3 separate regions of the Homo sapiens genome follow, and regions 2 and 3 are each linked to region 1. A link is a loop called in an ENCODE intact Hi-C map of the cell type or tissue named here. Cell type or tissue: OCI-LY7. All regions are shown on one strand.

Evidence for each region. Peaks named below come from ENCODE experiments on the same cell type or tissue, not always from the same donor. Only the 100,000 strongest peaks of a DNase experiment are listed, where the experiment ranks them.
Region 2: a loop joins it to region 1, with 2.0 times the contacts of the local background. A loop is called at or near these places in 22 of 110 quality-filtered maps.
Region 3: it touches region 1 in a loop (3-fold over the local background); 17 of 110 quality-filtered maps call a loop at or near these places.

Annotation. Positions count from the first base shown.
Region 1 is chr2:231,713,960-231,716,459 of GRCh38, forward strand. No RefSeq gene overlaps it. Among named protein-coding and RNA genes, the nearest start is that of MIR1244-1, 1.9 kb to the left of the region's middle. RefSeq lists enhancers at 543-702, 712-1,241, 1,242-1,771, 1,333-1,572, 2,100-2,394 and a silencer at 760-1,054. In OCI-LY7, CTCF peaks have their summits at 52 (motif pointing left), 275, 1,453 (motif pointing left) and 1,666; DNase peaks (open chromatin) are centred at 12, 842 and 1,442; H3K27ac peaks cover 2,358 bases.
Region 2 is chr2:231,516,530-231,519,029 of GRCh38, forward strand. It overlaps a transcript of NMUR1 not described here. Among named protein-coding and RNA genes, the nearest start is that of LINC00471, 3.4 kb to the left of the region's middle. In OCI-LY7, a CTCF peak has its summit at 1,170 (motif pointing right); a DNase peak (open chromatin) is centred at 1,182.
Region 3 is chr2:231,562,490-231,564,989 of GRCh38, forward strand. No RefSeq gene overlaps it. Among named protein-coding and RNA genes, the nearest start is that of TEX44, 29 kb to the right of the region's middle. In OCI-LY7, CTCF peaks have their summits at 1,052 and 1,257; a DNase peak (open chromatin) is centred at 1,082.

The DNA.
Region 1 (2,500 bases):
GCCTCACAGGTTTAGCTCCATGACGTGGCTCCCCCTGCTGGTGGCACGTGGTACCCCCCGGCCTCTTAGAATGCCGGGGTTTTGGTTTGGCACTGGTGCAGCCTGGCAGTCATCCAACCTTTGGTCTCCAGGTCCCTTAGGTTAGTTGGGCAGGCCCACCCTGCCCCTTGAACACAGTTGGAGAAGTTACTGTGCCGTTTGGATATTCATACACGGGCTGTGAGCAGTGGGTCAGGATAGCCAACTGGAGGAAGTGCCACCAGCTCGTGCCCTCAGAGGTGGAGGTAAGGATTAGAGCTCACCTAGAACCTTCTGGGATCCTCCAATGAGAGCTGCAGGGGCAGGGGCCGGTATAGGCACTGCTAGTGGGCCTGTTGCCCAGGTAGGACCTGAGGAAGCCATCCAGTGGTATCTGCAGGAAAACTCCCAGGAGCAGACTGAAGTGTCTGCAGAGGCCTGGCCTGGGTTAAGGGGAGATGCTGGGAAGGAGGGAAATGTGTGCATTGAAGAGAGCAAGAGAGACCAGTTCCCTCTACCTGCCCCTTGACACCGTGTCCACCCCATTCCATGCCCCCCCGACCTTTGTGTTTCACACCAGGCACCAGAGTTCTGGGGGGACCTTTCCCTTCTCTGGCTGGAGCTTAGTCACTCTCATGGGGCTGCTCAGGCCGCTTGTTCAGCATGTCCCCAGGCAGCTGCCACCAGGATCGGGGGCAGGTTGAGGCCTTGGTAGGAGGGACCCTCTGACCTGTATCTACCCCACACCCCCTGCACAGCCTGGGTATCTGCATCCTGGCTCATCCAGGGAAGAAAGGGAGGGTCTGGAGCCAAAACGCTGGCTCCTCTCTGTTCTGCCGCCCAAGGCGACTCAGTACTGCAGTGTTCCCAAGCTCGGCGCCCAGGAGGGTGTCTCTAAGGCAGGAGTGCAGGCGAAGGCCGTGAAGGAAGGCCACACAGGGCAGGTAGCGCTTGGAGCTGAGAGCAGATCTAACCCAGCTCCCTCAGGCTGCAGTCCTGCTCGGGACCACTACCGCAAGGCCCCTGAAAGGGGAGAAGCTGTGCCCTGGTCCGCACACAGACACGGCAGGCATGTTAGCATGAGGCAAGTAACTGAACCTTGTGGGCTTCAATCCCCTCCTCTGCAAAATGGGAACAATAGGATGAGGCATGAGCCAGGGCCCAGGGCTGCCTTGCTAGGGTCCCCCTGAGACACCCATATCAGCAGAGCTTACTGCCTCTGCTGTCTGAGCTGCCTCATCCCACCAAAGGTTTGGCCTGGAACAGCATTTGCTGGTTCTAGCAGAACACACTTACCCCTAGTCCTGAGCCTAGCACACAATTAACCACTGCCTGAGGATATACCTCAGGGCCCAGAGTCACCTTGATACCACTCCCAAAGTCCCCGAATGACCTCCCACTGGAGCCCAGGTTAAAAGATTATCAAGGAATGGGCGCCCCCTGGTGGACACAGAGGAACTGTAAAGCGTGCCGCTGAATTCTGTCCAGGAAAGACCCTTCAGTGGGCCCTGGTCCCAAGGTAGGCAACGCCAGTCACCCTCCACCTGACTCCCGCAACAAGACCTTTCTCCCTCTCTGTTGCTGGAACCCCAGTCAGATGTGACAGTCAGTGGTCATTTCCCAGACCTTCCTTCTGGGCAACTGATGCCCTCTCCCAAGGACTGAGTCCTTTACGTGGAACCAAAGCTGGAAGCAGGGGTCCACTCTTCCACGGTCTTGGGCTTCCCTGTGGCCACACACACCCTCACTGGACTCCACGCACCCTCACTGGACTCCATGCACCCTCACTGGACTCCATGCACCCTCACTGGACTCCATGCACCCTCACTCACTGGACTCCATACTGCCTCAGCAGACTCCACACTCTCTCACTGGACTCCCTGCTCCCTCACTCACTGGACTCCACGCACCCTCACTCACTGGACTCCACGCACCCTCACTGGACTCCACGCACCCTTACTCACTGGACTCCACACATCTTCACTGGACTCCACACATCCTCAGTGGACTCCACACATTCTCACTGGACTCTACAGACCCTCACTGGACTCCACGCTCCCTCACTGGACTCCACACTCCTTCACTGGACTCCACACACCCTCACTGGGACTGCTGCCCTGAGTACAAACTAGGAGAGTTTGAATGGGGGGTGTTCACTAGAATGACTAGAATGACTCAGTCACTAGAATGGGGGGCGGGGAGTCAGGGGCTCCCAGCTCTACTTCCTGGCTTTATCTTGGCTGTTGGCTACACAGCCCCAGGAATCAGTACTGCTTCTCCTCTACTGCTATCACAAGCCCTGGGGTCAGGATCCTCAGCCTCTGGCCCTTCCTAACTCCTCCCAGATCTCAGTCCCTCCAGGGCCCTGCTGCCTACCCTGCCTCTACCAAGCCTGCGGGTTGGATGCCTGTGTCCTAGATACAGGCCAGCCCTGCCTGCCTCAGGGCGCTGGCTGCTGCGTGGTCCCCTCCTGGTGGGAGCT
Region 2 (2,500 bases), 200 kb before region 1:
TAACATAGAGAGCATTCAAACTGCTGGAGAGACATATACGTTAATCTTTATTGCAAATTTTGGGAGTTTTTTGTTGTTGTTGTTGTTGTTTGAGACAAGAACTTGCTCTCACCCAGGCTGGAGTGCAGTGGTGCCATCATGGCTCACTGCAGCCTTGACCTCCCAGGCTCAAGCAATCCTCCCGCCTCAGCCTCCTGAGTAGCTGGGACCACAGGCATGCATTGGTTAATTTTTGGGGTTTTTTTTGGGGGGGGTGTTGTTGTTGTTTCTGTAGAGATGGACTTTTGCCATGTTGCCCAGCCTGGTCTTGAACTCCTGGGGTCAAGGGATCCTCCTGCTTGAAGCCAGGAGTTTGAGACCAGCCTGGGCAACACAGCGAGATCTCATTTCTACCAAAAAAAAAAAAAAAAAATTAGCTGGGTGTGTGCCAGTAGTCCCAGCTACACAGGAGGCTGAGACAGGAGGATCACTTGAGCCCACCAGGAGGTTGAGACTACAGTGATCCCACCACTGTGCTCCAACCTAGGTAACAAAGTGAGACCCTGTCTTTAAAAAACAAAAATAAAAAGTGTCTTTTAATTGTTGGTTTGTTTTGAATTAGGATTTTAAAATATCTACACATTACATTTAGTTGATATGTCTCTTTTTTAAAAAAAAATTTTGAGCTGGAGTCTCCCTCTGTCACCAGGCTGTGCAGTGGCTGAATCGTGGCTCACTTCGACCTCCTGGACTCAAGCAGTCCTCCCACCTCAGCCTCCCAAGTAGCTGGTGCACCACCACACCACGCCAAGTTTCTTTATTTTTCATTTTTTGTAGAGAAGAGATTGCCTTCTGTTACCCAGGCTGGTCTCAAACTCCTGGGCCCAAGTGATCCTCCCACCTTAGCCTCCCAAAGTGCTGGGATTACAGGCATGAGCCACCACGCCTGGCCGTTAAATCTTTTGAAAACCTATAATCGAGAACCTCCCCTTTAAAAATGCCTTTTATTTGTTGGAGAAACTGTCAGTTGTCCTGTAGAATTGTCTCTAATCTGGACTTGGTTGACAATCTTGTGGTTCTTTACCATATTCCTTCATCAGTGTTTTTGTAAACTAGAGGCTTGGTTAGATTCAGGTTCAGCTGTTTTGCAAGAATTCTTTTTGGTGCTGTGTACTTCTGTAATGTCCCTCTAGGGGGCACTTAACCACTTCAGATCTGGTTGTTCCACATTCAGTGGTGTTAAAATTGATCAGACAATTTGAGTGTTGCCAGCTTGATCCATCCAGGATAACCATCAACCTTCCACTAGATGGTTTTAGGCCATTTTTTTTTTGTTTTTGGTTTTGGTTTTTGGTTTTTTGGTTTTTTGAGACAGAGTTTCCCTCTTGTTGCCCAGGCTGGAGTGCAATGGCACGATCTCGGCCCACTGCAACCTCCACCTCCCAGGTTCAAGCGATTCTCCTGCTTCAGCCTCCCGAGTAGCTGGGATTACAGGCATCTGCCACCACACCCAGCTAACTTTTTGTATTTTTAGTAGAGATGGGGTTTCACCGTGTTGGCCAGGCTGGTCTTGAACTCCTGACCTCAGATGATCTGCCCACCTTGGCCTCCCAAAGTGCTGGGATTACAGGCATGAGCCACCATGCCTGGCCAGCAGTGTTGTTTTACAAAGCAAATGATTGGGGATAATCTGTTACTCATTAAATTTTTTTTTTTTTTTTGAGACGGAATCTTGCTCTGTTACCCAGGCTGGAGTGCAGTGGCACGATCTCAGCTTACTGCAACCTCTGCCTCCTCGGTTCAAGTGATTCTCCTGTCTCAGCCTCCTGAGTAGTTGGGATTACAGGCGCGTGCCACCACGCACAGCTAATTTTTGTATTTTTAGTAGAGACAGGGTTTTGCCACGTCGGCCATGCTGGTCTTGAACTCTTGACCTCAGGCGATCCGCCTGCCTCAGCCTCCCAAAGTGCTGGGATTATAGGCATGAGCCACCGCGCCCAGCCTACTCATTAAATTGAAGGGGGGTAATATGCAGGAAAATGATGGAATCAAATTGCCAGAATGTTAACAGCAGTTAATTTGGGTGTTGGGAATGGAAGTAATTTTTTTTGGTGGTTTTTTGTACTTTTTTCAAATTTCCTGAAATGCAAATAAAAGAAATCCTGCCTGAACACATCTAAAGGAGGTGAGACGAACAGGGAGAAAGACTGGAGGGAAGGTTCCAAGTCCAAGTTCCAGGAAGGGTGGCCAGGGAAGTCCACGCGCCAGCAGTGATGATAGTGGACCTCAGTTGCTTTGCTTTTGTGTGTGCCTGTCCAGTGTTCATTCTGCCTCCTGACATCCCTCATTCCCTTTAGGCTCTCCACCTCCTCCCCTGATTCAGTTTTGGTGGAACTGCTTCCCTGGCCAAAGCTCAGGGGCCAGTCAGACCCTTCTCCCCAGGACTTGGGCGCATCACCTCCTCCTGGAAGCCTTCCCTCGGCTGGGGCAGGTGCCTCTCTTCGATGCCTGAGTTCCAGCT
Region 3 (2,500 bases), 150 kb before region 1:
CAGTAGGGCCCAAGTCCCAGAAGCCCATGGTGGGATGGGGAGGTGGGAGTAGAGAGGGGCTCTTCTGGCCTCCTCCGACCCAGACCCTCCAGGCATAGACCTAAGCCTACAGCTTTGAAGGTCCTGTGAAAATGTGTGTGACTTTTAAAAAATTAATTGACTCTTGGCCGGGTGCAGTGGCTCACACCTGTAATCCCAGCACTTTGGGAGGCCGAGGCAGGTGGATCACCTGAGGTCAGGAGTTCAAGGCCAGCCTGGCCAACATGGTGAAACCCCATCTCTACTAAAAATACAAAAATTAGCAGGATGTGGTGGCATGTGCTTGTAATCTCAGCTGCTCGGGAGGCTGAGGCGGGAGAATCACTGAACCCAGGAGGTGGAGGTTGCAATGAGCTGATATCGAACCACTGCACTCCAGCCTGGGCAACAAGAGTGAATCTCCATATAAAAAAAAATTAATTGACTCCAAATATAAAAATTAAAATGCCATTTCAAAGTTAATAGATGTTTAAGTGTCTAGGAATTGTAACCTTATGTCAAAAGTCAAATACAGTGGCTGCTTAATGGGTATGGGTTGCCATCCGGTGATGAAAAAGCTCTGGGACTAAGTAGTGGTGATGGTCGCACAATATTGTGAATGGTCTTAATACCACTGAATTCTGCACTTTAAAATGGTACGTTTTATGTGTATTTGACCACCAAAACAAAACAAAAACAAAAAGTTCAATTTCAGTGCAATTCAACTGTTATATAATTACTGCAGATGGAACTCACACTTAGTGGGGGGTTTGGATGACCTTCTGTGTATTGAATACAATGCTAACCGGACCCCAAAATTAAATTGCTCTGGAAGAGGCAGTGGTTGCTAATGATTCCTGATCTCCTGTCACCGGACACCTTGTGGCATGACAGTGAATGGGCAGCTTTTGGGGTAAGGGTGGGAGTGAGGTACAGAGCACAGACCTCCTATTCACCTTGCCACTTGGGGTCTGGGGTTCAGACTCAAGTCTGAGGGATCAGCCATCCCATAGAATCACAGGCTGCGCTCTCCTGAGATGCCATCGAACCAGCACTTGGAGGCAGCAGAGAGCTGGATCTGGCTGGGGAGGACATCTGGGTTTCTCCCCATATCCAGGGCTCCTCCCACCCACCCCCACTCTCTTGCCCCTGCCCAACCCTACCAAGACAGTCTTATCAGTTTGGTTTTCAGAAGATGATGCCATTTCTTTCAGGAAAATTTTTTGCAAGTAAAACCTGAGTGTTCCACCAGCTCCTTCCAGTGGGATATTCAAGAGTATTCAAGCAAGACCAGTTTTTACATGTTAAACACATTCCATAATTTAAAACATGTTTTGAATTTCCTCTGAGACAATCCATATGGGTAATTTCAGGAGTTGGCCTAATAAAGCTCACATCCTATTTTTGTGGGGTATTAATTTTAAGACTTTTCACCTGATACTCATTATGCTGATGTCTTTAAAATGCTAGGAAACTTTAATAGCAAGACTGGTGGCAACGACGAATGTTTCTTTCTTTTTTTTTTGGAGACGTAGTTTTGCTCGTTTCCTAGGCTGGAGGGCAATGACACGATCTTGGCTCACTGCAACCTTCGCCTCCCCGGTTCAAGAGATTCTCCTGCCTCAGCCTCCCGAGTAGCTGGGACTACAAGTGCATGCTACCACACCCAGCTAATTTTTGTATTTTCAGTAGAGATGGGGTTTCACCACGTTGTCCAGGCTGGTCTCGAACTCCCGATGTCGGGTGATCTGCCTGCCTCAGCCTCCCAAAGTGCTGGGATTATAGGTGTGAGCCACCACGCCCATCCAAGAATGTTTCTTTATAATACTGAAAAGGTTAACTTGGTGCAGATGGGAGCAGCCAGAGAAAACCATTCATAGAAAGCAGTGATAGTCGGCTGGGTGCGGTGGCTCACACCTGTAATCCCAGCACTTTGGGAGGCCCAGGTGGGAGGATCACCTGAGGTCAGAAGTTCGAAAGCAGCCTGGCCAACATGGCGAAATCCCATCTGTACTAAAAATACAAAAATTAGCCAGGCATGGCAGCAGGTGCCTGTAATCCCAGCTACTCAGGGAGGCTGAGGCACGAGAATCACTTGAACCTGGGAGACGGAGGTTGCAGTGAGCCAAGATCGTACCACTGCACTCCAGCCTGGGTGATAGAGCAAGACTCCATCTCAAAAGAAAAAAAAGAAAGCAATGATAGTCACAGGTCTCTTCTAAGATGCTTGGTATCAGTTGGCCCTTACTATGTAACAAACCACCTCACAACTGAGTAACTTAAAGCAACGGCTGGGCTGTGGCTCACGCCTGTAATCCCTGCATTTTGGGAGTCCAAGGCCGGCAGATCACTTGAGGTCAGGAGTTCAAGACCAGCCTGGCCAACAGGGTGAAAACTGTCTCCACTAAAAATACAAAAATTAGACAATTAGACAAGTGTGGTGGTGGGTGCCTGTAATCCAAGCTACTGGGGAGGCTGAGGC